2 separate regions of the Homo sapiens genome follow, and region 1 is linked to region 2. Evidence: chromatin loops called from intact Hi-C (ENCODE). Cell type or tissue: ovary. All regions are shown on one strand. Links, peaks and the distances in the headings refer to the core of each region. The heading gives the core; the rest is flanking DNA.

Evidence for each region. A loop is a pair of places that touch in the nucleus more often than their neighbours do. Peaks named below come from ENCODE experiments on the same cell type or tissue, not always from the same donor. Only the 100,000 strongest peaks of a DNase experiment are listed, where the experiment ranks them.
Region 1: a loop joins it to region 2, with 8 times the contacts of the local background. A loop is called at or near these places in 44 of 110 quality-filtered maps.

Annotation. Positions count from the first base shown.
Region 1 is chr10:20,855,481-20,871,763 of GRCh38, forward strand. It overlaps NEBL (nebulette), which reads right to left. Exons shown (of 28, transcript NM_006393.3): 6 at 14,260-14,361; 7 at 13,184-13,285; 8 at 4,233-4,346; 9 at 2,760-2,864. It overlaps LOC102725112 (a long non-coding RNA gene), which reads left to right. Exons shown (of 6, transcript XR_007062082.1): 3 at 9,860-9,987. Among named protein-coding and RNA genes, the nearest start is that of NEBL, 34 kb to the right of the region's middle. In ovary, for the core only: no CTCF peak of the experiment used is centred there; no DNase peak of the experiment used is centred there.
Region 2 is chr10:21,252,280-21,268,562 of GRCh38, forward strand. It overlaps a transcript of NEBL not described here. Among named protein-coding and RNA genes, the nearest start is that of NEBL-AS1, 86 kb to the left of the region's middle. In ovary, for the core only: no CTCF peak of the experiment used is centred there; a DNase peak (open chromatin) is centred at 7,971; H3K4me3 peaks cover 388 bases.

The sequences.
Region 1 (16,283 bases), core at 2,987-10,986, 400 kb before region 2:
TACAAAGAATTTCAGAAACTCCTATTTAAGAAAACAAAACAAAACAAAAAAAAAACGAAGGAAAACTTAATTGAATTAAGATCTGCAAAAGAACTTCGAATGCGTGTCTTTCCTTATATAACAGTCTCTGCTACCTCCTAGTGGGAGATACACGGAGTAACACAAAATATATATTTCTTAATTTATGTAAAGTTGTGAAAGAAACTCAACACTACCAGAGGTCCATTTTCCAGGGGAAAATGTTTTCCAAAACTTTAATTAGAATGATTTTACACAGTAATTAAGGCACTCATATCACTCTTTAGAGTTTGGGTTAAAATAAAAGTAACTCTGATGTTGCTAAAGACATCTAGGGGTCTTTAAAACAATAGCTACTGTGACAAATGGATAATTTTGGCAGAATATCTCTTATTGAGCAATCTTATTCAATCTTTTAATTTATAAATCAACACAACTCCAATTTTTTACATTAAAATGTTAAAGTAGGCTATTCTTTGTTTCTTCACAAATGCTAGATAAAGGAGGCCATTCTAATATACAATAAAGTTGAGCAAATGTATACAGCTTTATACAATGTACACAACTTTGTAAGGAGACACTTCAAAAGGAACACATTTTTAAGTCTTTCTCTCCCAGGAAGTAGTCAATCACAATTTGTCTATGGGGAAAAAGAAATCTGTCCTCTAGGCAAAAGCACCACCTAAATGAAGATCTAAACTTTATATATGATACATGAAATAAGTAACGTATGACTTTGCTGTGTTTTCTCTGTTGAAGAGATGATAGAAACAATTTATATTAGACTGCGATTTTTTTCTCTGTTATTATAAAATAAAGGTCAACGTTCTTGAAAAGCAATATTGCATAGGAGTGGCACGCTTTCTTCCAGCCACCAAATGTTGAAATTACCACCATGATATTTTTATTGGCTTATTTACACATGAATCCCCATGTCCCTAGGAAATTGAATTTAAGTATGGCTAGAGAAAGGTCAAGGGCAAATGCCACTGCCATGATGAAAACTGGATGCCAAAGAATGAATGTGAAGAAAGCAGGGGGCTCAGGGAATAGAAATATATCAATTTTAGAAGCATATCTATGAGTCGTGGAGAAAAAAGACAGAAATAGAGACACTCAAGGAATAGAGGAATGTAAAAAGAGGTGTGGGAATGAAGACTGAAGTGCAAGCCAGCATGATGTAAGTGTCCTGGAACTGACTGCCAATTCTGGGCCCTCCAGATATTCCTCTAACCTCCATTCCCTGTTCAATAGCCTGGGAACATTAATGTACTGCTTTTCATCCAAGGACCAATGATTAAAAAAATAAATAAATTTATTTTTATTTTATTTTATTCTATGTATTTATTTATTTTTTAGACAGAGTCTCACTCTTGCCTAGGCTGGAGCACATTGGTGCCATCTCAGCTCACAGCAACCTCCCAAGTTTAAATGATTCTCCTGCCTCAGTCTCCTGAGTAGCTGGGATTATAGATGCCCACCACCACGCCTAGCTAATTTTTGTATTTTTAGTAGAGACGAGGTTTCACCATGTTGGCCAGGCTAGCCTTGAACTTCTGACCTCAGGTGATCCACCCGCCTCCCACAGTGCTGGGATTACAGGCATGAAACACCATGCCCAGCCAGAAAAAAATAAACTTTTAAAAACTCTGTATGAATTATTTGCATGCATAATACCATTAAGGAAGGAAGACAGTGGCAGTGATATTCCAGAAAGGAGGCTTACAAAATAATAAACATACATTTCAAAACACTGAAGCCAAGTATAGATTATTTCTAAAATTGACCTGAAGCTGTATCTCCTTATTTAACTGTCTGGAAACTAAGTTTTGCCTATAGATTTCTAAGTCTAGGCCCATCAACTGAAGACAACTATCTTCATTTTTTCTCATGTCTTCCCCAACATATATTTCTGCATCTAATCTATGCCTGGCCCAAAGCAGATATTCAATAAATTATGATTAATTTTGAGCAAGTGAGTGAGAAAGTGATTATTAAAATAGGTATGGAAATAACTTATGGTCAAATAAGAGCTCATTGCCACCATGAGATGTACAAAATGGAGCCAAATGTGTCTTAGGGCTGTCAGTTACGAGAGCTAGCGAAGTCAGGGTCCTGATGTGCTATGGGTTGAAACAGCATTCAGCGTAGTGAGAGTCCTGCAGGACTGACCACGTGGGCAGTGCACCCAGATATTTTCATCAAGACATGAAGAACTCACCTTTCTCTTCTGGTTGCCTTGACCGAGAACATGGAAACCATGACAAGACTAAAAGCGATGTGTCAATGCAGTATAAATGCTGTTAGGAATTATTTGCAGAGAAAATACAGTTTAGACTAAGACAATTTTTCATGCTACTGAAGGCGTACTAAATACAAGACACTCTGGTCTGGCCTGCATAAAGTAAAATATCCCTGACTTGAGAGCCTGAACTTCAAGTGGCTTTAATCTAACACAGATGAAGTAAGGGAAAGAAGAATGATGGAAAGGCCACTGTGCAGACACTTTGAAGTATAGTTGTATGCAGGAGATACTGGAGAGCAAGCAAGAACCTCCTTTGCAAAGTGACAGCTCTGGTGGGATTTCTGCAAGCAGAGGACTGTTTTTCAATGAGTTAGTTAACGAGGGAGGAGTGAGGCACAGGCCTTCTAAGGAAGCAGGTGAGCACATGAACGCTGCAGACATATTGGCTTCTTGGAGCCACAAGGCAACTACGGTTGCCGCTAGATGAACCACTTACGCCGCTGAGCATTTTGCTGGCTTTCAAAACATGGTCTAAAAACAACAAATTTGGGAGATCTGAAACTGGATCATGCATATTTTGAATGTCTTTCTTGTACTTCACCTATGAAAATAACATGGAACAAAATACCATCGAGGAGAAGAAAATATTATGCTTTTGCATTATTGCATTTTTCATACATCATAAAGTAGGACTATTTAGTGGTAAATGGACAGACGAATTTACAAGGAGCCACTAGATGGTGCTGATTTACTACTGAATGAATTTTAAAAAGTTATTTCTATATGGGCTTGAGAATACTTGGATAATTCCTTTTGTTGTTCACATATTCAGGAAGGGTAATGTCAATAGAATAAAGTAATTTTCACAGTAACTCTGCTTTCAAAAAATAAAGAGAATAGCCACTTTATTCTTTAGAAATTACTACAGTATTTCAACTATGCTTTGTGGAGATCTGAGGATTTTGATGTTTCCCATCCTATCACCACAGGCTTTTTTAAAGCAACTTTTTGAAAATATAATACCAGTAATAATAAACCATTGATAGCAAGCATATCACACACTTACTATGTGCCACTTTTCTAAATTCCTTTATATGTATTAAGTATTGAATCTCCACAATAACCTCTTTATTAAGTAGGTACTTTAAGTAGCCCCATTTTATAGATAAGAAAACTGAGGCATAGAAAGACAAAGACATAGTAATACTTGATAAAACAGGATTTAGATCCAAGCAATCTGACTCCAAACCTTTAGCTTTCAGCACTATGTTCCATGTTCCTTTAAGTATATTTCATCTCTATTTCTAAGAAAGCAACAGATCAATAATACATAATTTTTATACTTGAGAAGGAAATCTAAATATTTTCAACTATAGCAAAGTAATCAATTTTTTGATGTTGCTGTTTTTATACTCTAATTCTAACAAGAATTTAAAACATCATTTCTTGTAAAATGAATTTTGATGATTTTTAAAAACACAGAATGAAAACAAATCACATAAGGAAGTACTTCACAGCATTTTCACAAGGGATAAAAAATAAATTGTGAGGCATTACAGTAAAATTTCTAAAAATTTCTTTATATGATAAATTACCATGTACCAGGCAGTACTTTACAATAAACTCAATTTCATAGCCATAATTACATGAGGTAACTACTGTCCTAACCACTAATTTGTGTTAATACAGACCACTTCTCTGCAAAATTCTATAATCTATTTCCACTCTTGAACAGATATAATAACTTCATTTGCAACACTATTCCTACTTATTAACTAATTAGTAATCAGTAACCATTAAAAATTAATTACAATAATATATTTTTCTCAGAAAAAGCTTTAGAAAAATATGCTTCAGTTCAACTACAAATTACTTGGAAGCTAAGTATCAGTAATTACAACACAGTCGATTCTAAAAAAAACAAGAATCAAAAGATTTTGAAAATAATTTTCTATGAATTACAACTTACATTGCTCGCCAGTGTAGCAGCAAGCTGATTCTGCCTAAAAGAAGCACTTTCAAGAGGATTGTAATGATGTTTCTTATCCTTCATTTCATTATCAAATTTTTCTTTGTATTTAATCTGTCATAAAAGAGAAATAGTACATGTAACTTTACATTTAAAAGTAACACATATGATTTTCACGTAGATAAAATAAAAGCTACCTTAAAAATGAATGTTGCCAAGTGTAAATTCCTGGTATCCATCGCCTTCTATAAAGCTTAATTAGGCACAAAAGTTTTTATCTTTAATAAAAAAAACTCTGCTTCTACATTGATCACAAATGCAATTAGGCATGAACTCAAATCCTATTAATGAGAATTATGCACTAAAATACCAACATTTTTAAATGTCAGTTTTCATTTCTGCATTTCTATAATCTATGATCAGTTAGAAACCTAGACCACAAATGTCTTAAGGTCTAACACATTTAGAAAATAGATTCTAGGCCCCAGAATTTAAATATTTTTCCTAAGGGAATTATTCCAAATAAAGAGCATGACGTGTACCACAGTTTTTCTCATCATTTCCTATACTTCATTTGCTCAAAAATTTAGTTTTAGGAATTACATTTTCTGAAATGTCCTGGGTCAACTTAATGTCAATGTAAAACTTTCTCTGCTTTAATTCCACTAAATTCAGCAGGAAAACCATCTCCAATACTCTCTCTAAATTGTTTGTCTCCTTTTAAAGCACTCTTAAAACAACCAAAAAGGGATTATCAACTTATTTGGTAGGACTATATTTTTCTCCATGTATAGAGAAATATGAGAATGCATGTCATAACTAATTAGAATATAAACACAAGTTCACTACAAAAAGAAAAAAAAAAAAAAAAAAAACCTAGCTATTCACATGTCATACCCCCTTTAACTTACTGTAGCCAGGAAAGGGTGTATTGATTTCACAGGTCAAAGTAAGCTGTTTTGTTCTCTCATAATATTTTTCTGATGTTATAATTATTACCATGTTTGGTTTTCTAACAACATTCTGATAATGCACCTTTATTCATACATCTAAAGGCTCTGCTTTGCAGAAGACTTTATTAAAAAGCAATTTGGGATGACTCTCATCAAATATTTTAGGCATGCATAGGGTGATGGTCTCCTTCAGGGACACATGTTTGGAACCTATTAGAGAGAGCTAGAGAAAATCTTGGTGGGAATACAGCATTTGGTAAATATTTTGAGATGGTTTACAGGGAATATTTTCTGTTCTGGTTCCATTTGATAATAAAAAATTTCTGATATTCTCAATACCTTACAAACTGATTTTAAGTAATCAGCAAGAACTCTTTAAAAAAAGAAAAACTGACTTTTTTTATTATTTTGTGTCTTGAAATCAATAACAAAATTACAAATGAAATAAATTTAGATTTCCTTCAGTACTTTATACAGTAGGTGGCACAAAAGCAATGATTCACTCTGCCTGGTCGTCCCTTAAATATATAGTCTTAGAGTCTCACTCTATCACCCAGGCTGGAGTGCAGTGGCACGATCTCAGCTCACTGCAAGCTCCACCTCCCAGGTTCACGCCATTCTCCTGCCTCAGCCTCCCAAGCAGCTGGGACTACAGGTGCTCGCCACCACGCTCAGCTAATTTTTTGTATTTTTAGCAGAGACAGGGTTTCACCATGTTAGCCAGGATGGTCTCGATCTCCTGACCTTCATCTCCTGACCCACCTTGGCCTCCCAAAGTGCTGGGATTACAGGCGTGAGCCACCGCGCCCAGCCACAGTCTTATTGCCCTCTTCACCCTTCTGCTATACTTTTACCATATTTTCGTCACTGGTTCTGTCTCTCCTAAGTTTGTAGTGCCTAAAGGATATTCACTGAACAAAGATGGTGGACTCTTCAACAGCCTTCCGCTGGAATGACACTTCTGACTCAGCCAGATTCATTAACACTGTATTAGCTAAATGGTAAAAGTAGGTTATATGATCTTTGCACACACAGAGCCCATCATACTGTTTTTGCAAACTCTGAGGTTTCCAGCATAATTACACTAGAGTATTTGAAAATGATACTGATAAATTCCTTTGTTATTAAACCTTGCATATGCTCTCCCAAGTAAATGTTACAGACACCCCTTCCTCAACTTATGATGGGGTTGCATCTCAGTAAACCCACCGTAAGTTAAAAATGTAAGTTAAAAATGCACCATATACCCCTAACCTACCAAACATCACAGCTTCGCCTGGCCTACCTTAAACATGCTCAGAACAACTCCCTTAGCCTATAGCTAGGCAAAATCATCTAATAACAAGCCTGTTTTACACACGTTGAACATCTCATATAATTTGTTGAATACTGTAATGAAAGTGAAAGGCAGAATCATTATATGGGTACTTGAAGTATGGTTTCTACTAAATGTGTATCACTTCCACGCCATGGTAAGGTTAAACAGTCTTAAACTGAACCACTAGAAGTCAGGGACCATCTATGCATTTCTAAGAAACAATAATCAATCTGTTATTCATATATTTATATTAAATGTAATAATAAGCATTGTATTGTGAAATTTATCTTGTTTGAACGTTCAGTACAGTGAGTGATTTGATTCAAGATGCCTAAGGAACAAAAACACAAGTTTCCCTCATTAATGAACCACAATAGTAACATAACTACATTATATAAAAAAATGCACGGACCAGACACTGACACCCAATTGTTTCTAACCTCGCTCTTTCTGTAAGGAATGCAGGTAAAATGAACTAAGATCACCAAATGGTTGCAGTGAGTCACATCACTCACCTTCGGACTTGTTCACTCGCCAACTACACAGACACACTCAACATTCTATTGTATTTTCAATCTAGAGTTCATACATCTGTGTGTCTACCTCCTCATGCAGGTTTGCATCTTCTGAGAGATCCAGGAAATGCTTTTCCTTGACTATAACTTGTTATCCAACCATGGAACAAGGCATAACCCTTTCAGTTTTAAGATCATTTGAGAAAGGGAGGAACAGGTATTGGAGTGACTTTGCCATGGTTTTAAGACACAATGTTACTCCTTATACCTACATAATTATTCTGGAAACAAATGAAGTTACTCCATATGACTGGCTTTATTTACATTATGACTAGTGTGCCTAGTGGTCCCAATATTTATCACCTTTTTTTATTAATTTTTTTTATTTTTAATCTCTGTGGGTACACAGTAGGTGTATGTATTATATTTATGGGGTACATTATATGTTTTGATACAGGCATGCAGTGCATAATAATCACATCAGGGAAATAACACCTTTTGAAAAAATACTGTATAGGTATATAGGATCAAACTCCTAGATGTTTTTTAAAGAATTATAAGAGACAGCAGGATTTTCAGAGGCTCACACTTGGAGAAAACACGGATACTGTTAAGCTACAGTGACGGCATTGTAGCTCCCCATAACTGCACAACTTCTCATATAAAGAAATGAGAAGTTACATCTGCATATCCTCATATGAGGATCCAGATCCTCATAACTGCACCTGGGTATGTGTGAAGTCTAACACGCAAACCCAAAACTTTACACTGACATCATCTGTGACTCAGAATCGCAAAAAGCCAGCAAAGGCACAAAAAAGCAGACCCTGAATGAAGGTGTTTCACCATAGCCACATAAACACATTTTAGCAAAGAAATAGCTTGATAAGTGTACCTTAATTATCATTGAAAATGAAAAGTAAGCAAATAACACAATACTACGTATCTATAGATATCAATCCCCAGCAATCTTGGATGAAATCAAACTAAAAGCTGTCAAGGAAGACAGGACAGATTTTTACATAGAACTCATCATAAAATCAATAATATCTTTAAGTCTTAATTTTACACAACACAATATCTCTGCTCTTATTTTCCTTGCAAAATAACGTCTTACTGACTTTGCACCAAATGTTAATGATCCAGAGAATATTGGTTTAACCAGGCTCCATACACCTATTGGCAGCCTAATCTGTTTTCCCATAATAGTGGATCAAAGGCATATGAGCCCTGTCTCCATGGAGCCTGCCTTGTGGGAAGTGAAATGGATTTCGAAAACACACACATACACGTATATATTATGCAACTACTACAAATCGTATTAAGAACTGTAAAGAAGAGGAGAGAATAAAGGGGAGGAGAGCAATATTTAAATTGGCGAGTCAGGAACATGATATTTGAGCTGATACTTGGGTGTGATGAGGTTGGAGGAGGGAGTGCTTGCCAGGATGGGAGAATGGTAAATTCCCCAAACCAATTAATACCCCTTGCAATTTAAGGCCACTGCTTACTACTAAATTTTCATGGCAATTTATAATGTGATTTTTAGGTTTAAAACCCATTCTTATCAATGTATTAATGCAATTTTAAAACAATGCTAATTATTATAAATACATAGCTTTTCCTTGAGGTTATAAAACTGAACAAGGAATCTATTCATCATATAGACAAATTCCAAGTAACAAGATGATCTATGGATATATTAATTAATAAACTACTCTTAGAATTTTTAAAGTCAATGACTTCAACAGTTACTGTACTTAAATCTGAGATACATATGCACCAATCCCTTCATCTTCGCATAGGAGATTTTTGTTTTAGTTTTTTAATGACTTTTTAAAATAACCTGGCCATAATTGTATGTATATTGCAAATTTTAAAAAGGGAAAGTTTACAACTACGGGAGCAAAGCTATTGTAGAAGTTAATATAAGAAGGGTTTGGTATGTGTTCCCACTACCTTTCCTGGGTAAAATCCCACAGAGTTCAATTTACAGATAAAAGGTGAGAATCCTGCCCATTCACTCTCTGTTCCCATCCTTTCATCAGACAGGTCTTATCTCCACATACTTTGACCATTGCCTTGTCATTGCCTTCTCTGTTACAATGCTTCTGGTGCTGTGGTGCTCTTTTTCTCCCTGCATTCTATCCATTCTCATCTCCCTGTTATTAAATCCCTAAATCATTTGCCTTCTATGTATTTATGTGCCTTTATCATTAGTTTAGGAGCAAACTAAAAACTTTAATGCTGTCAGTGAAAATAAGAAACTAAACTTGCTGCCCAAATTTCTGTTATAATTGATATACCTGAAAATACAAATGGAATACACTGAGTTCATCCCAGAATTCCTATTATTTATTTTCCCAGCTTTCCCCTTTTCTTGTGAGTTTTATACAGCTTATAAAATCTTATATGACATGAAAAAATGAATACGATAGCTATAATGTAAGTTAAAAATTAAAATCTGCTTAAGAATCTGATCACTCAGTTGCTAAATAATTTGAGATTGAAGGAAAAAAATCTGCTTTCAAGTCCAAGTAAGGATCACATGGGGGAATTTTTGTGGATTGAATTTGAAATGTGAAAATAAAGCTCAAATGTCAAAACTTTCTTCTAAGGGCTCTCAAATAGGATTGTGATGGAATGAATTTAAGGCCAGAATCTCACAGACAGTGTTCATATTCCTTCTCCACTCTGTGCATGAATTCATCTAAAAATGTAGAACAGAAAACTATTTTGAATACCTAAAGTAAAATTATTCCTATGAAATTATGTCATGTTTCTATGGGCCAGGCACCATTTTAAGTGTTTTACTCACAGTAACTCATTTAACCTTCACAGCAGCCCTGAGAAGTAAATACTGTTGCTGTCATCCCTATTTTACAAATGAGGAAACAAAAATAGAGAAATGAAGCAATTTGTCCAAGATCACTCTGCTGGCAAGCAACAGAACCAGGAGTTTAACCCAGGTACAGCCCAGCTCCAGGGTACATTTTCTTAACCACTAGACCAAACCATACTGCTTCTCCGGGATTTGCTTTGTCTCCTGTGTAACTGATGGGGAATCTTTGTCCCCAGAAAAGGGCGAAGTTGTAAGAGGCCAGTAGCTATGCTGGAAATCTGAAGTGATGCCCATATCCCCTGTCTCTTCAACTAGCATTACTGGGAATATGTAGAGCTTAGAGTCACCGCCCTTTAATGCAAGTGTCACCCAGACATGTCCCCAACCTCTTGCACATCAGTAGCCTCCTGAGTTATAAAGTCGCTTTATAAGTGAAAGTCCCTTGTTAACTGTAAAACAATTACTATGAGGCACAATTGCATTTGGGCATCTCTCATGTCTGCCTCTCCCAGGGAGCAGTTGTGTCCACTTCATTTTCATTCCTACTGTCACAGAGTCTATTCAGGTACTGATCACTTTATGTGTAGATTACCACTGTCACAGCCCAGCTGGCTTCTGGGAGGTTCACCATTTGTGAGCCAGACTTTCCTGCCCAGTGTCACCATGTTAACCTTCCCTAAGTGTTTTCTTCACAATCAATCTTTGCTCAAAATCTTCAGTGATGTCTTCTTTCTTCCCTGAGAGACTACAGTTAACATGGCAAAAAGTAGTTCTGATGTTTACTTTTTGGAATTGAACCCTAAAATGCTTCCTATAATTGCGCTCTGAAATCACTTTTTTATCATTATTTTTTCATAGAACACACCATTCTGGGAAGGGGGCGTTGGGGAGTTATTATTTAACGGGTATAGAGTTTCACTTTTACAGGATGAAAAGAGTCCTGGAGATGGATGGTGGTGAGGGTAGCACAACATTACAAACGCATTTAATGCCACTGAACCGCACACTTAAAAACGGTTCAGATGGTAAATTTTATGTTATATAAATCTTATCACGATAAAAAAATGGGGAAAAATTACATATATGAACACATTATTCCTATTATGTTCTCTAAGCAATGGCTTATACTCAAAATCAATACACATTGACCCATTCATCATCACACAATATCTAAACTCTTCTCAAAATCCTTTTTATACGTGCACAACTATATCCTCTTGCCCAGAGGCTCTGCCATCAGATTTCTGTCCCCTGGCAGGCATACTCCCAGCCTGTATTTGGGGCCTTCCCCTTGAGTAGAGTTTACTTCTCCCATTAAATCCAAATTAGCTAAAATCTACCTCCTACACATGAACCTTCTAAGGACGCGTCTTTCTTCTCCACACTAACAAGACACATTGTGATGGGTGTAAATGGGTGTAAAAGACATTTTGCTTTCACTTTGTTGGTATTTCCCTTTCTACTAATAAATTTGGGCATCTTTTCACCTGTTGATTGGCCATTTATGTTTGCTCTTCTGTGAATTATCTATTTCACTGACCCCTTTTTCTACTGAGCCGTTAATCTTTTTCATTCATGGTAAGAACAACATTGGACCCAAATCTTAAACTATATACAAAAATAAATTCCTTTTCAAGAATGTTTATATATTATAGATATTGTACACTATAGATCTTATATTTAAAATATTAAAATGTTCTCATCAAATGCATTAGAAGTACTTTTCCAAGTATTTGAAGACTTCTCTTTTTTTATATTTTAAAAAACTATTCTCAGACACATCCTTCTCTGTATAAACTCTGAATTATTTAATTTATTCAAGTTTTTCATTTCATTTAAATTTTTTAAACCCTCTTTTTGGATTGCAATTGGAATTGCATAGAGCTTTTAACATTAACTTTGAAAGAGTTAACATTTTTTAGGATGTTTAGTATCAAGGCTCTTTCACCAACAGAATAGTACGTCTTTTCATTTGTTCGGGACTTATTTTATGCTCTTCAATCAGACTTCATACCTTTCATCATTTACATCTCTCCACTTTGAAATGTAATTCAAGTAAGACTTCTGCAACTTGAGAAATGAGTATTTTCAAAGTCAAAAAAACTATAAATGTGTAAAACTTACTGTTTGTTAACATTATTGTTGACTCTGCAAACATTACCTTTTTCATTCAGAGAGTTTTTCATTTTTACATAGTTAATGTGCCTACCTATTATAGCTTCTGGATTTCTGGTCTTGCTTAAGAACAACTCTGTTATCCTTATGTAGTATATAGAGTCTCCTGGATTTTCTTTGAAGATTTTAAAATTATTTTATTGTTTGCATTCACATTTTTAATCCACCTGGAATTCATTTTTGTATATGGTTTAAGATTTGGGTCCAATTTTGCTCTTCCCATGACAGACGGTGTGTTATGTCAGCACCATTTATTAGCTAATCCAACTTCTTCCCACTGACTTGAATCGACACTTTTATCATATATTAAATTCTTATACATACTGGAATCTATTTCAGGACTCCCTATTCTATCCTACTGATTATTTAATCTCTCACTACACCAATCCCATATTGATTTAATTTCAGTGGTTTTCTATTAACTTATAGTAACTCATAACTTAAGTTCCCCTTCACTGGTCTTCATTTTCATACTTTTAAAGGCTATTCCCTGGTATTTTCTTTCCACACAAACTTTAAGATCATTTTATCTATATTAAAAAAAAAAAAAAACGCTGTTGGAGTCTAACAGAAGTTGCATGACGTTTATATAATTCTGAAAGAACTGACATCTTTATCTATTGAAACTTTCAGCCAAAAACATAAAATGCCTTTATACTTTTTCAGATCTTATTTTATGCTCTTTGATAAGACTTCAAAGTTTTCTTCATTTTCATCTCCCTTTTTAAATTTTGTGATTAAACAAAAGCACTTGAAAATTGGGAAAATTAATATTTTTATTACTAAGTTAAAAACTGTGTGTGTGTGTGTGTGTGTGTGTGTGTGTAGGTTAAAACACAATTATTTAGTATGACTATTAATGACTTCTGGAAATCCAGGGAAATGTGACAACATGGCTAGAGACATTGAAAAATGTTCAGATTTATGCCTGGAGAAAAGAAAACTTTGTTTTATGCTTAAAATTAGACTTAATTTTTTTCCTTTACTGAAATTCATAATGATTGCAAGCCCATCTGAACTGGGTTCAGAAACATTATCTCTGTTTATTCTTGCAATTAAAGATATTATCTAAAATGCAATATTCTCCTGTGCTGTTAGAAACAAAATATCTGAATAAAGTCATTGTGGAATCATCACTAAAGCCTTACTTGACTAGAAAGTTTAGAAGCTTCCACGGCATGTTCAAAATCTGGTCTTCCAATTACAGCGGGCTCTTTATTCATTATTCCTTGTCCTTTCTTGTATTCTGCCTAAAATGAATAAATAAGACAATGTTAAATATTTCTACCCTCCAATGATGAACTACATTGACATTAGCCAAAAAAAAAAAAAATAACAGACCTTCATCTCATTAATATTCCTTACAACACATCAAACACTAAAATGTTGACTGCTAAAGCAGAAATTGATTTTATCCTGTGCTTACATGAACAAACTCAACTTTTTGCAGTAAAATAATTACTAACTTTGAGGCTAAGTGTTCAGTCATCATCATGTTTGTAATTATATATAAATACTAAAACAAAATATTAGGGAAATTTTCTGGGGAATTGAGACCCTGTACTCTCCATATAGGTAGCTTTTATAGTTTCGTTTATTCTCAGGAACTGTTCTGGCCATACTTGATTGACATGCAGTTGAATACAGTAATGATTGATTTTAGGGTGAATTTAGCCTATGTTATGAAAATTTTTGGTTCAAGTTAAATCATCATTTCCAACCAGGGTTTTCAGCATGTTGAAGTAAAATGGTATTAACTAAAGCGGGCACCTTAGAGAAGGTAAGAAACAGTTACGCCATGTAGGAAGTGGACAAAGGTAAGTGTTGGTGGAAGAGAATGTACACAATGAACAGCAGCAATATGGAAACAAGGCCAAGCAAGAGCCTTTGGAGCAAGGTGAGGGGAGAGATTATATGGGACCATATGACTGATAACCCTGACTTTCAGGCTGAGACATCTGAATGTCAATTTATACCTAAATAGTATTTATTTCTCTAAAAGTATGATGACACTAACCACAGCCAATTTGAGTTTGGGCTGTTTCTGCATATACCCAAATAATTAACATAATAAAATAGATAATTTAGGGGGGGAAATTGAGATGTATTCATTTATATTGATTAGTTACACTAATTAAATGAACCATCCAACCACTGAAGCTATGCTTTGCCTCCTACAAAAGTAAGAAATCATTTCCGTTCAAGGTTTAGAAAGAGAAGTTACATTGCTTATGATCTTAGAGATCTGGGTTGCCATCTTGATGTCTGGTCGGTCAAGTTCTGCACTGTACGTGTGGGTGTCCTGCACGTCTTTCCTATAAGAAATCTGATCAGAGACAGTTTTGGTTAAAAAATAAATAAATTAGTAATTTCACATAGCTACTAGTCTTAGTGTTCATAACATTATTTATTCTCATAATAATAGCTTAGAGAGCCTACTGACCTTAAGTTGGCTTTTTGTGCATCTATTTGTATAGCTATATTAACTCTTTATACTATACCTATGTCTCACTGATATTAACATATTTGGGCCAGGCACAGTGGCTCACGTCTGTAATCCCAGAACTTTGGGAGGCCTAGGTGGGCGGATCACTTGAGGTCAGGAGTTCGAGACCAGCCTGGCCAACATGGTGAAACCCCATCTCTACTAAAAATACAAAAATTATCTGGGCATGGTGTGTGCGCCTGTAATCCCAGCTACTCGGGAGGCTGAGGAAGGAAAATCGCTCAAACCCGAGAGGCAGAGGTTGCAGTGCACCAAGATAGCACCACTGCATTCCAAACTGGGCAAAAGAGTGGGACTTTATCTCAAAAAAAAAAAAAAAAAAAACTTGAACTGAATTTATGCTACCTAAGAAATAAGACTAAGATCAAAGCACAAAACCAATCTTAAAGGGTCTTTGTATCTACCACTTTATGAGTATGTCTTTGTATCTAAGTGCATATATTTATATTCATAAGCAGAATATCCTCATCAAGAACTTCAACTTGCCCATCACAAAGTCTCAAGCCCCAGTGGGTGCAAGATAAGCCCAAGCACAAGAATATTGCAAATTATTTCCTTGGGGATGGTGGGTGGTGAAGCTCTGTAGTTCTCCAGCATTTGCCCTTTCAACTACACACTTCTCTCCCTTCAAATGTTCAAAGGCCCATGCCTAGGAGATCTAAGGTACTGAGAGCTTTATCACCCAATAAATATCATTGGAATGACTTGAGCCTCCCAAAATAAAAACAATTACATTGAGTAACATTCTCCTTCTGAATGCATGTTAGACACAAACCAAAGTATGGTAAGTAGAGATTTAAAGAGAAAAATACATAAACTTTGCCAAATGTACTTTAGATCACATTCGTCATTTAGATTAACTTGACTGACAATTGGAAAGAGAGACAAAAATTGAACTGGCATAATGTCCGATGGCCCATGTTTCACTGGTCAGCTCACTTCTTTATTTCTTGCGATTTGTCTTGAGCTGAAGCAATATTTGCCAGATGTGGTTCTATTTGGCAATATCCCCAGGGACCAGCTGGCAATTAAAATATATTCTATTAAAGTCATAATGCAAAGTGTACAGTCATGGACATTCTTAAAACCCATCTTCCTTTTTTCAGAGCACAGAAAGATCACAGAAATGTGTCACTGGACATCTGTACAAAATGCACACTTAATTACATTGTGTACAAATATTTCTAATGTCACCTGCAACCTTTCTGAAATAGCATCATTTAGGGGTACTTATTAAAGATTTAGATTCCTGAGGTCCAGCCACAATCCTCTGTAACAGAATTTTGACAGATGGTGCCCAAAAATCTAATTTTAATGAATTCCCTAGCTGACTGCTATAAACCAGTGTTCTGGGTAATATTCATATATCTTGTTAGTTTCCTTTCAATCTAGCAGAATTAAAAATTTCACCCTTTCTTACTCCTTTTAAAAATAAGATCAAGTGTAAGAAGTGACAATGCATTAATACATCAACAGGCTCCCTGTGCGTTATGTTATTTTATTTCAATGAAACATTTATATACACTTCTACTTACTCTTTTATGAGCTTACATTTGCTTCACCACCAAGACTATTTTTTAAACTACACTTATAATCATGAATCTGTCTGACAAGTGAACACAGCTGAAACACAATTAGTATAATTTCAGAAAGAACATCTGTTTTCTTCCACATTTATATTTTCAGAGGTTTTATGTTAACAAGTCATTTCAGGTAGGTTTTATGCACACAGGTAGTAAAAG
Region 2 (16,283 bases), core at 3,550-11,549:
TAATAACTCTAATCCTTCCCAAGGCAAGTAAATGCCCCTGGCAGAATATGTGGAAAATCACACAAGCACTAAAGACAGACAAAAAAAGCAGAAAGCAGAATTATGTTGATTGATTGATTGATAGATAGATAGATATTTTATATTAGCCTTGTTACAGGAAAGCAGGGAAAAAGCAAACTCCATGCCCTAATTTTAGGTGAATTAGTTTTGGATCTTGTAATTCATGTTGAGAGTTTTTAAGGAATTGAGCTATCCAAAAGAAGCAAGCCCAAAGATACCACGTTTTTAAAATGCACAACCTTACTGGGAAAAAATATATATAAATATACAGAAAAGGGGCCACATCGAAGCATATACAAGTAGAATATCTTGCCTATAAAAATGAGGCAGAGGAGGCTGGGCGCGGTAGCTCACACCTGTAATCCTAGCACTTCGGGAGGCCAAGGCGGGCAGATCACCTGAGGTCAGGAGTTCAAGACCAGCCTGACCGACATAGAGAAACCCTGTCTCTACTAAAAATACAAAATTAGCCAGGCATGGTGGCGCATGCCTGTAATCCCAGCTACTTGGGAGGCTGAGGCAGGAGAATCACTTGAACCCGGGAGGTGAAGGCTGTGGTGAGCTAAGATTACACCACTGCACTCCAGCCGGGGCAACAAGAGAGAAACTCCATCCCAAAAAAGCAAATAAATAAGGCAGAGGCCAGGCATGGCTGCTAACGCCTGTAATCCCAGCATTTTGGGAGGCTGAGGAGGGTGGATCACCTGAGCGCAAGAGTTCGAGACCAGTCTGGCCAGCATGGAGAAACCCCATCTCTACTAAAAATACAAAAATTAGCTGGGCATGATGGCAGGCACCTGTAATCCAAGCTACTCAGGAGGCTGAGGCAAGAGAGGTGAGAGAATCGCTTGAACGAGGGAGGCGAAGGTTGCAGTGAGCCAAGATCGTGCCATTGCACTCTTGCCTGGGCGACAAGAATGAAACTCTGTCTCAAAAGTAATAATAATAAGGCAGAAGCCAGAGACTACTGACTGTGGAGTGTTGAGAAGAAACAGGGGCCTGAGTCACAAATAGAGAGAGATTTATAGGTACAGAGCACAAGAGAAAAAGATAATCTGGACGCTCCTGACCAAATTTTTGCGAGCCATGGCACACAGAGGAAAAATATTGGCTTCGCATGCTGGGATAAACTAGACAACATTGAGGGTAGGAGCCATTTATAGAGTACTTAGTGGGAAAACGTCATTACTTTTTAAACCTCTTTTTTTTTTTTTTTTTTTTGAGATGGAGTTTTGCTCTTGTTGCCGAGGCTGGAGTGCAATGGCGCAATCTCGGCTCACCACAACTTCTGCCTCCTGGGTTCAAGCGCTTCTCCTGCCTCAGCCTCCCGAGTAGCTGGGATTACAGGTGCCTGCTACCATGCCTGGCTAATTTTTCTATTTTTAGTAGAGATGGAGTTTAGCCATGTTGGCCAGGCTGGTCTCAAACTCCTGACCTCAGATGATCTGTCCACCTTGGTCTCCCAAAGTACTGGGATTACAGGCATGAGCCACTCGCACCTGGCCAAAATGCCAACTTTTTAAGGATGATCTCTTCAAATTCTTGGAAGTCATTGTCAATGAGATCACTTTTAAATGAGAAACTTCAGAGAGTTTTAAATGAAGAAACTTTGCACAAATACATGCTAAAGAATGTAAAGTGATTTTTACATCTATCCAAAATGTACAATAGTTGAAATATTGAAAGACTTGATTATTCATATTCTTTATTGATAAATGTAACATTTAAATGTCTTATGATAATATGGATGGATTTCTAATTCAATCAGACCCTTTCATATGTAGAATTTTAAAATAATAATGAAAAAATATTTTTAGAGACAGGGTCTTGTTCTGTTGCCCAAGCTGGAGTTCAACGGCATGATCATAGCTCACTGCAGCCTTGAACCACTGGGCTCAAGTGATCCTCCCATCTCAGCCTTCCAAATAGCTGGGGCTACAGGCACATTCCACCATGCCCAGCTAAGTTGTTTTTGTAGAGACAGGGTCTTGCTATGCTGCCCAGGCTGGTCTTGAACTCCTGATCTTCCATCTCAGCCTCACAAATTTCTGGGATTACGGGCATGAGCCACCATACCTGGCCCAATAATGTAATTGTTTATTGTCTTTTGTTTTTTTTTTCTTTGAGATGTTGTCACCCTGTCACCCAGGCTAGAGTGCAGTGGCACAATGTTGGCTCACTGCAACCTCTGCCTCCCAGATTCAAGCGATTCTTATGCCTCAGCCTCCCAAGTTGCTGGTATTACAGGTGTGCACCACCACATCCAACTAATAATAATGGAATTTTTAATTCACAGAACATGCACGTGTTGTTGGGGCAATTAACCAGCCCCTAGTTTAAGCACCACTGCAAGGACGTGGCCAGGCACAAATGGACAGAAGTATCTGAAATAGGTGAAGAGGAAGATTTGGGACCACCCAGGAGCTGCACCCACCAGTAGCTGCACCCACTAGGGGCCCCTGTCTGGACTTCACATACCCTGCCCATGACTGCCTGACCCTGGGGCTTGTGTCTTACTTCCTGGAGACCTAAATGGACACACCAGGGCCGCTGGTCTAGACCAGGCAATGTCCCAAGCTGTGGCTGGCTGTTGAGGTCCAAGTTCACATGGCAGAGCACCTCATTAGCCACACATAGTGTGTGTTGGGGTAACAACAGAATGCTGATGTAGCTGGAGTTCTCTGCCTTGGAGGCCATAGGACAGTCTATCAGACTCTGCTCCCTGCAAACCTCCCTCCGAAGGGCCCCAAACAAAGCTGCTTGAGTCTGAAGATGGTTCGCCCAGGAGCTTCATCCACACCAGTCCCTGCCAGGCTACCCTGAGAGTTTAAGAGGGCGATGGCTCACAGGCACATGTGTAACCCATGAGTGGCACATATGGGAATTAGAGCGAGAACGTCATGTCCTAAGGCCAGATATGAGAAGCAGCTGAGTGTATATATTAGTGATGGAGAAAAGACCCGTGGAGGAACCAAGGTTGAGAGGAGGAGTCAGTACAAGCAGATAGGCTGAGAGATGCTGACTCGGGTATTGCGAGCTGAGGATCTAACATGTGATCTGATAATAAAGACCTACTAAAAATCATTTGACAAAGTATAAGCTGTGCTGTTCAATACAGTAGCCATTAACCACACGCAACTACTTAGATTTAAATTTAAATTCATTAACAATAAATAAAATTGTAAATTTGGGTTCCTTCATTATACCGGTCACATTTCAAGTGTTCAAGAGCTGACACGTGGCTAGTGGCCACTTTACTGGACAACATCATCGTAGGAAATTTCACTGCAATGCTGCATCAAAGAATATTCCCCCTTAACTATGATAAATCTTCAGCATCAGAGAATAATCCAACCTCTGAAAAGGATTCATCTCCGGCTGGGCGCGGTGGCTCACACCGGTAATCCCAACACTTTGGGAGGCCAAGGTGGGCAGATCACGAGGTCAGGAGATCGAGACCAGCCTGGCCAACATGGTGAAACCCCATCTCTACTAAAAATACAAAAAATTAGCCAGGCGTGGGTCCCAGCTACTCGGGAGGCTGAGGCAGGAGAATTGCTTGAGCCCGGGAGGCAAAGGTTGCAGTGAGCTGAGATCGCACCACTGCACTCCAGCCTGGGCGACAGAGCGAGACTCTGTCTCAAAAAAAAAAAAGAAAAAGAAAAAAAAGGATTCATCTCCAGCCTTCTGAGACAAATTTTAATGATAAATTCACTACTGAAATTTATTTTTATGTCCCTGTTTTGGGGATTGAGTCTTGCTCTCTCACTCAGGCTGCAGTGCAGTGTCACAATCTCAGCTCACTGCAACCTCCACATCCTGGGTTCAAGTGATTCTCCTGCCTCAGCCTCTTTAGTAGCTGGGATTACACACACCCACCACCATACCTGGCTAATTTTTGTATTTTTAGTAGAGATGGGGTGTCACCTTGTTGGCCAGGCTGGTCTCAAACTCCTGACCTCAAGTAGTCCGCCCACCTTGGCCTCCCAAAATGCTGAGATTACAGGCGTGAGCCATCACACCCAGCCTCTTTTTATTTCCCTTTCAAGCCATAGGCTGAGGTATGCTGAAGCCAGTTGATACTGTCCCACAGCTGCTGAATGTTAAATTTCCTGGGATATTACAAACCAGTTGCTAAACATAACCACTATTAAAAACTAAATATGTAAACTTAAAATTAAATAAATTATATTAAAAACAAAGATAACAGGCTGGATGAGGTAGCTCATGCCTGTAATCCCAGCCCTTTGGGAGGCTAGGATGGGAGGATAACTTGAGGCCAGGAGTTCGAGACCAGCCTAGGCAACATAGTGAGACCCTGTCTCTAAAAATATTTTGAGTATTATCTGGGTACAGTGGGTCACACCTGCAGTCCCAGCTACTCAAGAGACTGATACAGGAGGATCCAGAAACTCCTTGAGCCCAGGAGTTCCAGGCTGTAGTGAGCTCTGATCGTAGCACTGCACTCCTGCCTAGGCAACAGAGCAAGACCCTGTCTAAAAATAATAGTAAGTACTCAAACTTACTCTTCCTAATTATTTTTTCTACATTTGACTGCTATCTATGCTGTTGAGGTTTTGTATGTCTACTGGTTCTATAAGCAGAAATACCATATAATGGTGGGCTACCACCATCTCTCCCCACTGCCATGCTGGTAGCTTGAAATTGGCCATAGTGGGAATAACAACACTATGAAAATTAGCCATCACTGAAAATAGGGCTTTTGCTTCAGAGTGCCAATTGCTAAACATTTATCAGCATACTTCTGCTCCTTTCTCACAGTATTATCTATTGAGTGTTTTATATTAAAATTATATGACTTGGGTCCTGGAATAAACACTACCAAGCAAAGGATAAAGTTTCAATGTGGCTACTGTTTACCATCAAGCATTGTTTTCAGTATTTCTATGAGGCCCTGAGATTCAGACATACCTATATAAATATCTTCACTGCCACTTACGAGCCTGTGTCCTTAGTAAACTAGGGAAACTTTCTTGTTGTGTATCCTCAGGGAATCTGGTGAGCTCAACACCTCTGAGCTTAGCCAAGCCACTTCAAGCACAGTGGAGATAATGATAAGAATCTTACAGCGTTCTCCTGAGGATTATGTTTTAATATGTATGTAAAGTGCCTGGCACATAATAGCTAGTAAGCACTGGTCCTCACCTCCATTGCTGTAGGAACTGAAAAACACTAAAAAAGTTTAAGTCCTGGTCTGTTTTCACAAGAGGTGACAATCTGGTTGATGTAAAAAACCACCAAAACGCCGTGCATGGTGGCTCACGCCTGTAATCCCAGCACTTTGGGAGGCCGAGGCGGGCGGATCACAAGGTCAGGAGATCGAGACCATCCTGGCTAACACAGTGAAACCCCATCTCTACTAAAAATACAAAAAACTAGGTGGGTGTGGTGGCAGGCACCTGTAGTCCCAGCTACTTGGGAGGCTGAGGCAGGAGAATGGCGTGAAACCAGGAGGTGGAGCTTGCAGTGAGCCTGGATCGCGCCACTGCACTCCAGCCTGGGTGGCAGAGCGAGACTCCATCTCACACACACACACCCCAAAAAAAAAACATCAAAACACACACACACACACTACATACATATATTGTTTTTTAATATCTTTAAGTCTAGATTACATGCTTTCTTGGTTTGGGTTCTCCCAAGAGCAGGGCCTGAGATAAGATCTTGTGTTGTATTTTGTTTGGAAGATGATTCCGGGAAACAGGAGTGAGAAAGCAGGGAGACTGAGTGTGAAGGAGGAAATGACAATACAAGAAAGCATGATCAAAATCACTGCTATAAGCTGAGCACAGTGACTCAAGCCTGTAGTCCCAGCAACTCAGGAGGCTGAGGCGGGAGGATGGCTGGAGCCCAGATGTTCACAACTGCAATGAGCTATGATTGCACCACTACACTCCAGATCACTGCTATAGAAAACAGAGGTTGAGGCTGGGTGCAGTGGCTTATGCCTGTAATCCCACTACTTGGAGAGGCCAAGGCAGGTGGATCACTTGAGGTCAGGAGTTCAAGACCAGCCTGGCCAACATGGTGAAATCCCCTTTCTACTAACAATACAAAAATTAGGCCAGGAGCTGTGGCTCGTACCTGTAATCCCAGCACTTTGGGAGGCCGAGACAGGTGGATCAACTGAGGCTGGGAGTTTGAGACCAGCCTGGCCAAAGTGGTGAAACCCCATCTCTACTAAAAATACAAAAATTAGCCGGGTGTGGTGGCGGGCGCCTGTAATCCCAGCTACTCAGGAGGCTGAGGCAGCAGAATCGCTTGAACCCAGGAGACGGAGGTTGCAGTGAGCTGAGATCACGCCATTGCACTCCAGCCTGGGTGACAAAAGCGAAACACCATCTCAAAAAAAATAATAAATAAAAATAATTAGCCAGGTGTGGTGACAGGCGCCTGTAATCCCAGCTACTCAGGAGGTTGAGGCAGGAGAATTACTTGAACTCAGGAAGCAGAGGTTGCAATGAGCCGAGATCACGGCCACTGCACTCTGGCCTGGGCTGGAATAATAATAGCTAATATTTACTGAGGACCTGCATTGGGTCAGGCAATGTTCTAGGTACTTTATGTAGTTTAGGTCATTTAATCCTCACAATAATCCTATGAAATAGATCCTATGATTACCCCCATTTTACAGATGACGAAAGTGAAGGCTGAGATGATAAGTAGTTTGCCCAGTAGTGGTGATACTTGGGGAAAAAAAGACGCACAGTCTTTTTTTTTTTTTAATAGCTTTTTTGTCTTTTTTGAGACAGAGTCTCTCTCTGTCACCCAGGCTGGAGTGCAGTGGCAGAATCTCAGCTTACTGCAAACTCCGCCTCTTAGGTTCAAGCGATTCTTGTGCCTCAGCCTCCCGAGCAGCTGGGATTACAGGAGTGTGCCACCATGCCCAGCTAATTTTTGTATTTGTAGTACAGACGGAGTTTCACAACATTGGCCAGGCTAGGAAACACACAGACTTCATCACTAGGCTGTGCCCATCCCTACTTGGAGACGGCGAGGAAGAGAGCGAATGGATACAGGAGGAAGTGAGGGTGCAGCTATGAAACTGACTCAGACAGGCTTCAAGTTCATTCCCACCCTTACTTCCTAGGGTTTGGGATGTTACTTCACCTTCTGTTCCTCATCCCGTGCCTCTTTCTAGCCTTTCCCACCCTCAAAAGATCCACACCTAGAGATAATACCTGGTCATTGCTTAACCAGCTCCACCCCAAGCCCCACCCTTACCCGTATCCCTCTTGCTAACAGCACCTCAACTTTCCTTTGAGGGAACACCAGTCTTCCTGGTGGCAAAGCCTTGTGTTTGGGGTGGATTGGCCCCTACCCTCAGCTCCAGAGGAGGCCCCAACGGCCAAAAACAATCAGCAGAATTGCACCCCACGTGCGATGGCTTCAGGGATGTGTAGTAATCCAGGCCTAAACCAGTCAGCCCCCTGCCTTTCCTTGGCCACAATATTGCAAGCGTCTTCCTAGAGGGCAGGGGGGTGGATCTAAGGTGGAACAGGAAGGTGCAAGACTTCGGCTTCATGTTTGAGTGGCGGAGGAAGCATGTCACCCTGAAGGCAGTTGGCAGCCACTTTGCAACCAAGAGAGAAGCCAACCTTGGAGTAAACCTGATACCACTGGAGGCAGCACGGAAGAGAAAAAGAAATCCAGTCCTTGGCAATATTATTGAACCATTGGATCCAACCAACCCAGTCCTGCCTTGCATCTGGGTTTTCCTGTTAGGCAAATCAATACGTTTCCAGATTGCTTGAAATGGTTTGCATTGGGTTATGCTGAAACTGAAGCATTCCTTAATGACTGAGTCCACGGGAAGCCCTAGAATGAAACAGCTCATCCGGGAATCCGGTCCAGACTTCTGCAGCCTCTAGCCCTTTGAAAACAGCTCCAGACAGGAGCAGGTCATCCAACCCTATCTGCTTAAGAGCCACTTTTCCAAAGGCCAGAAGGCTCTGGAGAAAGCCCAGGGCCTGTGGTGTGCCAAATTTGCTAACAGGGCCTGCGGATTCCAGACGCAGTCTGATGGGCTTCTTTATTCTATCATTATGTTCATCATTTTCTTATTTGCAATTAGAAACATTGACTTTTAATTTAGATAATTTCCTCTTTTTCTTTTTGCCTTGCCTTTAAAATAGATCTGCTCTAGGATGCTGAGTTATAAACTGCCCTTGATTGTGTGTTCATTTGTTCAAGTATTTGGTATATTGGCAGCCAAGAAGCCCCAGGCTCTGAATCACTATGTTCCCCTGTTTTCCCTTTCCAAGTATTCCGTTAAAACCCATGATGAAACCAGACAGGCAGAGCTTTCAGGCATTCTTCTGAAGGTCGAGCCCTTCTCTTCTGCACCCCGGTCAGCTCCTACTCAGGACCTGGCATCTCCTAAAAGAGAAAAAATGTTGCCCCTCATTATGCCCTTGCTGAAGTTCTAGCCACACACAAAACAGCAAATCCGTTCAGAGCAGAGGAATTTTCTTTAGAGATTCTTCCAAAAGCTCAACAGCAACGAACAACAAAATCTTGCAGTGAAAGTTAAAAACATTAGGGAGTCACAGGCGCTCTCGATACTTAAACCTCATGGTGGTGCACGGGAGCACTGGTGTAGACTCGCAAGCAGGAAGCATTTCCATTTCAGTCAGTAAGAAGGGATCGTGGATGGCAAGGCATGCTTTGATGTGCTGATCCTCTTATTGAATTTCTTTCTCTAGTTGTTCTACTTGTGAGGATAGTTGTCCGCTTGAATCACTAATGCTTCTTGCAGGTCTTGGTTTACACCTATTAGACTAAACACACCCCAGGGAAATGGTGGGTAACCCCTGTCTGAATACACATGAAACATCAAGGCAGTGGGAGCCACAAGGCTCCAGGCTGCTCTGCTAAATGTCACTGACATTAAGTGTCCCAGAAGAGTCTCTAAAAAGAAAGGAAAATTATCCTGATTCCAACCTTCAATAATGGACGCTGAACCTCATGATGGAAGTTTTTCATCCTAATCATCAGTACCTTCAAAATAAAGAGACAGGCTGGGCACAGCGGCTCACACTGTAAGCCTAGCACTTTGGGAAGCTGAGGCAGGAGGATTGCTTGAGCCCAGGAGTTCAAGACCAACCTGGGCAACAAAGTGAGGCACTATCCCTACAAACAATATAAAAATCAGCCAGGCGTGGTGGTCCCAGCTACACAGGAGGCTGGGGCAGAAGGATTGCTTAGGCCCGGGAGGCTGAGGCTGCAGTGAGCCATGACCACACCATTGCACACCATCCCAGGTAACAGAGTGAGACCCTGTCTCAAAAAAAAAAAGAAAGAAAGAAAGAAAAGAAAAAAGTGTCCCAGGAGATGCTCTAAAAAGAAAGCAAAAGCAAAATGATCTTGATTCTAGCCTTCAATAAAGGATACTGAGCCTCGTGATAGACTTGTTTTTATCCTAATCTCCCTACCTTTAAAATAAAGAGATAGGAGTGTCAGCGGCAACACACACTCACATGCACCAAAACAGCCCTGCGTGTCCTGCTGAGACGTGCACACTCCCAGCTGTTGCCATGGTTCACTCAGACCAGCAGCAGCCGCCTGGAGACCATGCAGGAATGGAGTCCACACTGTTCAGTCCAAGATATCGCCTGGGATAATGAGCAGAGGCCTAAGGATTTTGAAAGCCAAAAGGCCCCTCTCTTTTGTAAGGCTGCCCCCAACCGAAAGCCGACAAAAAAGAGAAGGGTAAAATAAAACAGACTTTGTCTTATTATCCTGGCACACACGCCTGGTGATCCCTGGCTTAGCTGGCAAATTGCGAGGGCCTCGATAGGAGATTCAAAACTCAACAAGTGGCTGTCACTATGGAAACGGCTCCAATGAACCCCAAGAATGAAGGACGCTGGCCTGAGGAAAATGTCGGAGGAGGATCGCTGTGTCTCTGAATACGCCATCACGAAATGCTTTGCTGGGGAAGAGGTTAAACTGATTGAACAAGTGCCTCTGCACAAGAAGTTTGCCCCAGATCACAGGATTTAGAAGGGAAGGTGCTCTCTGGCCCACTCGGCTAGGGGGACCCAAGCTGCGTGAATCTGGCCCCACGCCTGTTCCCTATGGGGGTCTCTGAAGAGTGTCAGTCTTGCAAAGCTCCCAGTGCCAGAGCTGGAAACCCAGGGAGAAACGAAGGAAAGCAAAATGTATCTGGGATTGGAAATTAAACTGGGGCTTTGATGAATTCAAAGCTGTGGGCAGTTAAATATAGGGCTGAATTTTCTCTCAGGAAGTGATCAAAATCAAGGTCACAATTTTTAAAAGAAATTTCCCCAGAAAAGCCTCATTTCCAAGAGAAGGCCAGGCTTGTGTCTGAGCACATTGGTTGAGCCTAGGGTCCGGCCCCAAGGCTGGGGCTGGGGATGGAAGGCTGAACTTAGCATCTGCCATCCCTCCCTGGTCTGTGACTCCATGATAATTGGCTGGTGGGTGTAGTGGTTTTCCAGTGTGCCCATGATTACAAACCTCTCTTTAAATTCCGTGTAGACATTCTAAATAGCACGTTTGTAGACGATTACCCAGTCAGGAGATTATACAAACGCAATAACTAACATCAGAGCAGGATTCTCTTTCAGCATCAGGGGACAGAAAAGGCCATCTAAAAACAGTACCCACAGCCCCTTTGGTGGGCTTCTCAAGAAGATACAGATGTATTATCTACTTTGGGTCTTTTGTGGATGCACAAGGTGCTGTTATAGTGACAGTAATAATAATAAGAGAAATAATCACAATGGCAACAGCGATTGAACACATATTATGTTCTGGGCATTGTTCTAAGTACTCTTAGCGTAGGTATTTACCCATTTAATCCTCATACCACTTGAGGTATTGTAACCAAGTCCAAAGCTTGTACTGCTCACTGCATCACAGCCAATAAGTCAAGAGATAAGGAATTGGGACAAGGAAAACACCTTTTATTAAGAAGAGCCAGCAAATTGAGAAGATGGCGGACTAGTGTCCTAAAGAAACACCCTAAGCTAATAGAATTCTAGGCTCCTGTTATGTTAGGGGAAAGGGAAAGGGGGCGGGGGGTTGAGATCAAGAGGTGACTGATGATCACAGACATCTGGGTGGCAGTAAGAGTCCAAGCGGGGGAGGTTGTGAAACTTCTTTGTCCGTGACCAGGTCACAGTGCTTCTATAAATTTTAGCATAGCATGCTTACTTGTGTGTGCTCTCCTATCTCCCCGGGGGTTAGTTTTGGGAAGGGACTATGATTATTCTTGCTTTAAAATTAAACTCTAAGCTAAATTCTTCCCATAGTTAGCTTGGCCTACGTGCAGAGATAAGCAAAAGCGGTTAAACTGGCCAGGCACAGTGGCTCACGCCTGTAATCCCAGTACTTTGAGAGGCCGAGGCAGGCGGATCACCTGAGGTCAGGAGTTCAAGACCAGCCTGGGCAACATGGCGAAACCCCGTCTCTACTAAAAATACAAAAATTAGCCGGGCGTGGTGGTGGGTGCCTATAATCCCAGATACTCGGGAGGTTGAAGCAGGAGAATCACTTGAACCTGGGAGGCAGAGGTTGCCGTGAGCCAAGATCACACCATTGCACTCCAGCCTGGGCAATAACAGTGAAACTCCGTCTCAAACAAACAAACAAAAAGCAGTTAAACCAAAAGATATCACCATGGCAGGAGTAGGAGGGAGGGTGGTGCAGTTAGGGGCAAAATGGAGCTAGTCATGCTAGGCCTCCTTTTCTCTGCTACAGTATTCCTCTTTTCCAGATCTAACAGTTGAAGAAACTGGCCCAGTGGTGCCATAAGAAGTTTATACTGTGGTTGGATTTGAGGCATATCCACTTCACACTGTGTCCCCAGTTGGGATGATCCTGTAGGGAGATAGCCTGAAGCAGAAGTGTAGGGAGCTGGAAAGGCACAGCACTGATATATAAAGAGCATCTCTCATCTGCCCCTACCACGGTGCTGGGACAGTGCAGCACCATTGTCCATGGCCTTCCAGGCAGCACATGGCCCTCTGCAAGGAGCTAGAGAAGAGGCATTTGCTGGGCCTTTGCCTCAGGAATGAACTGGGTGGGCCATCCCATCCCCACAAGAGCAAAGGGCTGACAGAGCAAGTTGCCACCCTTCTGCAGGTGTTGTCCTCAACTCTCCTTCTGACTCACTCAAAGTATTAGAGTGAGTTCTTACAAGATATGAGGGAAAGTTGTGGAAAAACAATGTAAGTTTACAGGTGGGGAAAAAAAAAGAGTGATGATTAATGCAGAGGTGTCCAGGCACGTTGTTAAGTTCATAGACCAGAGTATACTTTCTGTTGCTCTGGAAAGCATTGGTCCCTTAATTTGTTCCAGTTGCTATTTAAAAAAAAAAAAAAAAAAAAAAAAAAAAAAAAAAAAAGCCTTACACTGGGTAATTTGTTAACATGACAACAGAAATGTATTGCTCACAGTTCTGGAGGCTGGGAAATCCAAGACCAAGGTGCTAGCAGATTCAGTGTCTGGAAAGGGCTTGTTCTTTTTCAAATATGGTGCCTTCTTGCTGCATCCTCACGTGACAATAGGGGCAAGAGAGCTTGCTGAGCCTCTTTTATTTTATTTTATTTTTATTTTTATTTTTATTTTTGAGACAGAGTCTAGAGTGCAGTGGCACAATCTTAGCCCGCTGCAACCTCTACCTCCTGGGTTCAAATGATTCTCCTGCCTCAGCCTCCCGAGTAGCTGGGATTACAGGTGTGCGCCACCGTGCCCGACTAATTTTTGTGTTTTTAGTAGAGATGGGGTTTTACCATGTTGGCCAGGCTGGTCTTGAACTCCTGACCTCAGGTGATCCACCCACCTGGGCCTCCCAAAGTGCTGGGATTACAGGTGTGAGCCACCGCACCTCTTTTATAAGAACACTAATCCCATTTATAAGGATGGAGCCCTCATGATCTAATCACTTCCCAAAGGCCCCACCTCTTAAACTATCACATCAGTTATTAGGTTCTAACACAGGAATCCTGGGGCAGTGGGAGGGGGACACCAACATTCAAACCACAGCAGCCTCTTACTCTCACGCTGCAAAACCCCATCACAGGTTTTATCACTACTAATCTCACTGCGTATGGTGAGCACCATCATACCCCAAAAAATAGTCTTTGAATTTAAGAAGCCTTAAGTATTTCTGATTGCTGTGTGACTGTATTGGTTGAATTCCCTCAGAAGCAGGTTTTGATGCAATAATTCAAGGGCACATAGTTTATAATAGAAGAGAGGAGAAGTGAAACAGGAAAGGGAAGAAAGCCAATAGTGCGTTATCAAAGTGGCCACTGTGGGCACCTGAAGCTCAGTCCCACCTGGAACCTGGGAAACTGTATAAAACAGGCAACAGTACGCTTTTCTGAAAAGCCCAGACAGTAAATATTTTTGGCTTTCCAAGCCAGGCAGTCTCTGTCACAACTACTCAACTCTACCACTGGAATGTGAAGACAGTCATAGACCATATGTAAACAAATGATCATGGCTGTGTTCCAATAACACTTTTTTACAAAATGGGTGGTGGCTGGATTTGGTCCTTGGGATTTAGTTTGCTGAGCCCTTGTGTAGAACACACCTTGGAGTTATCCCAACCAAGGGTGAAGAAGTTGGAGTATTTATCAACAGACTCTAATCCGTCATTGGTTAAAAATTGCTTCTAGGAGCATTAATTCTTCAGCACCTCTGGCTGCCCCTGCAGACCAGTGGAAAAGCCCCTCGATCCTGCTGCCCCCCATATCTGATCGATCACCAGGTATGCTGATTTTTTTTTTCTTTTTTGCTAGTTTCTTTTTGTTTTTGTTTTGTTGAGATGGGGTCTCACTCTGTCATCCAGGCTGGACTGCAGTGATGTGATCTCAGGCTCACTGCAACCTCTGCCTCCCAGACTCAGGTGATTCTCCCACCTTAGCCTCCCGAGTAGCTGGGACCACAGGTGCACACCACCATGCCCGGCTAATTTTTGTATTTTTGGTAGAGACAGAGTTTCGCCATGTTGCCCAGGCTAGTCTCGAACTCCTGAGCTCAAGCAACCCACCCAACTTGGCCTCCCAAAGTGTTAGGATTACAGGCATGAGCCACCACTCATACAGCTCATTACTCACGGTAGTTAACGTTCTAAAACATTGCTGCAAGCACTGACTTAGCGAATACTCAATGGAAGATGCTGCTCAAGGCAGGCCCCAATTCCCCACACCCACACTGCATGAGGCTCTTCCCTCACCTGAGTCCCAGGGTCGAATCTTAAGAGGATGTCCTGAGAAGCCTTGGTTTGCCCGTGGATCCACACGGTGCTCCCTGGGGGGACTCTTTTCAGATGCCTGTGTCTCTTTTCAAACAGCCCAGAATCCTCAGGGGAAGCACTAAGGTGAGCATCTCTCAATTTCAGCAAGGGAGAAAATCCCAGCCTTGGTTTTCAATTGATGGAGTTTGAGGGGCTTGTTTTGGAGACAGAGTCTCACTGTGTCACTCAGGCTGGAGTGCAGTGGCATGATCTCAGCTTACTGCAACCTCTGCCTCCCGGGTTCAAGCAATTTGCTGCCTCAGCCTCCAGAGTAGCTGGGATTACAGGTGTGCACCACCATGACTGGATAATTTTTGTTTTTTTTGTTTATTTGGGGTTTTTTTTGTTTTTTGTTTTTTTCAGACGGAGTCTCACTCTGTCACTCAGACTGGAGTGCAACGGCGCGATCTCGGCTCACTGCAACCTCCACTTGCCAGGTCCCAGCAATTCTCCTGCCTCAGCCTCCCGAGTAGATGGGATTACAGGTGCTCGCCACCATGCCCAGGTAATTTTTTGTATTTTTAATAAAGATGGGGTTTCACCACATTGGCCAGGCCAGTCTCAAACTCCTGACCTCAGGTGATCCGCCCACCTCGGCCTCCCAAAGTGCTGGGATTACAGGCATGAGCCACCACACCTGGCCTCTAATTTTTGTTTTTTCAGTAAAGACAGGGTTTTGCCATGTTGGCCAGGCTGGTCTCAAACTCCTGACCTCAAGTGATCTGCCCACCTCGGCCTCCCAAAGTGCTGGGATTACAGGCATGAGCCACCATGCCCAGGCTGCTGTTCTGATGTGTCTTATTTGGATAGTTGGGAAAAAAAACTTTTCCCAGAAGCACTTTCTTCCCACCCTCGTTGTGGAGACATGGATCACAGTCAGGGCTGCTGTGGGCCTACACTTTGCCTTTATGCAAACTGGAGATGGGATCCTCTTTCTCACGCAAGACTTCTCCTTGGAGACACCCCTCTGGTTGAATTTGGGAGTGATTGTGTGTGTACATGTTCCCGACAGTGTGGTCTCAATGGAAGATGCTGAGAGGGATTTATGATCTAAAACTGCATGGTCCAATATGGCAACCATCAGCCACATAATGCTATTTCAATTTAATATTAAATTAGTTAAAATTAAATAAAATCAAAAATTCATTTGTTCGTCAGTTGTACTGGCCACACTTCAAGTGCTCAGTAGCTACATGTGGCTAGTGTCTGTTGTATTCAAAAGAACATTTTCATCAACACAGAAAGATCTATGGGACAGAGCTGCTCTATAATTCAGCCAGAAGGTCAGAAGCTTCATGCCTGAGCACTCTTGTCAGTTAATGTATGTGTATGATGTGAATGATGCCCTCTTAGGTGTGGTACCTTCGGACTGTGTGCAACATGAACACCGATGTGTGGCGCCCCAACTGCATGCTCATTCATAAACCAAGACTCCTAGGATTGCCTTGGTCTTAGACCAACCAGGAGTCAGTCCTGGTGTTTGAAATACCTCCTCTCACTGCATGTGACCACTCAAAAGAGAGTGGAAACTACAAAATCAAGACTGCGGCAACTGAAGCTGGACGTGGGATTATGCCTGTAATCCCAGCACTTTGGGAGGCTGAGGCAGGAGGATCAGTTGAGGACAGGAGTTCAAGACCAGCCTGCACAATAAAGCAAGACCCCTGTCTCTTCGAAAAATAATTTTAAAAAGTTAGCCTAGCATAGTGGCATGGTGGTATGCACCTGTAGTCCCAGCTACTTGGGAGGCTAAGGCAGGAGGATCGCCTGAGCCCAAGAGTTTGAGGCTGCAGAGAGCTGTGTTCATGCCACTGTGCTCCAGCCTGGGCAACAGAGCAAGGCTCTATCTCTAAAGAGTAAAAAATACATTAAAAATAAAAATTTTAATTTAATTTTTTTTTTTTTTTGGGAGATGGTATCTTGCTCTGTC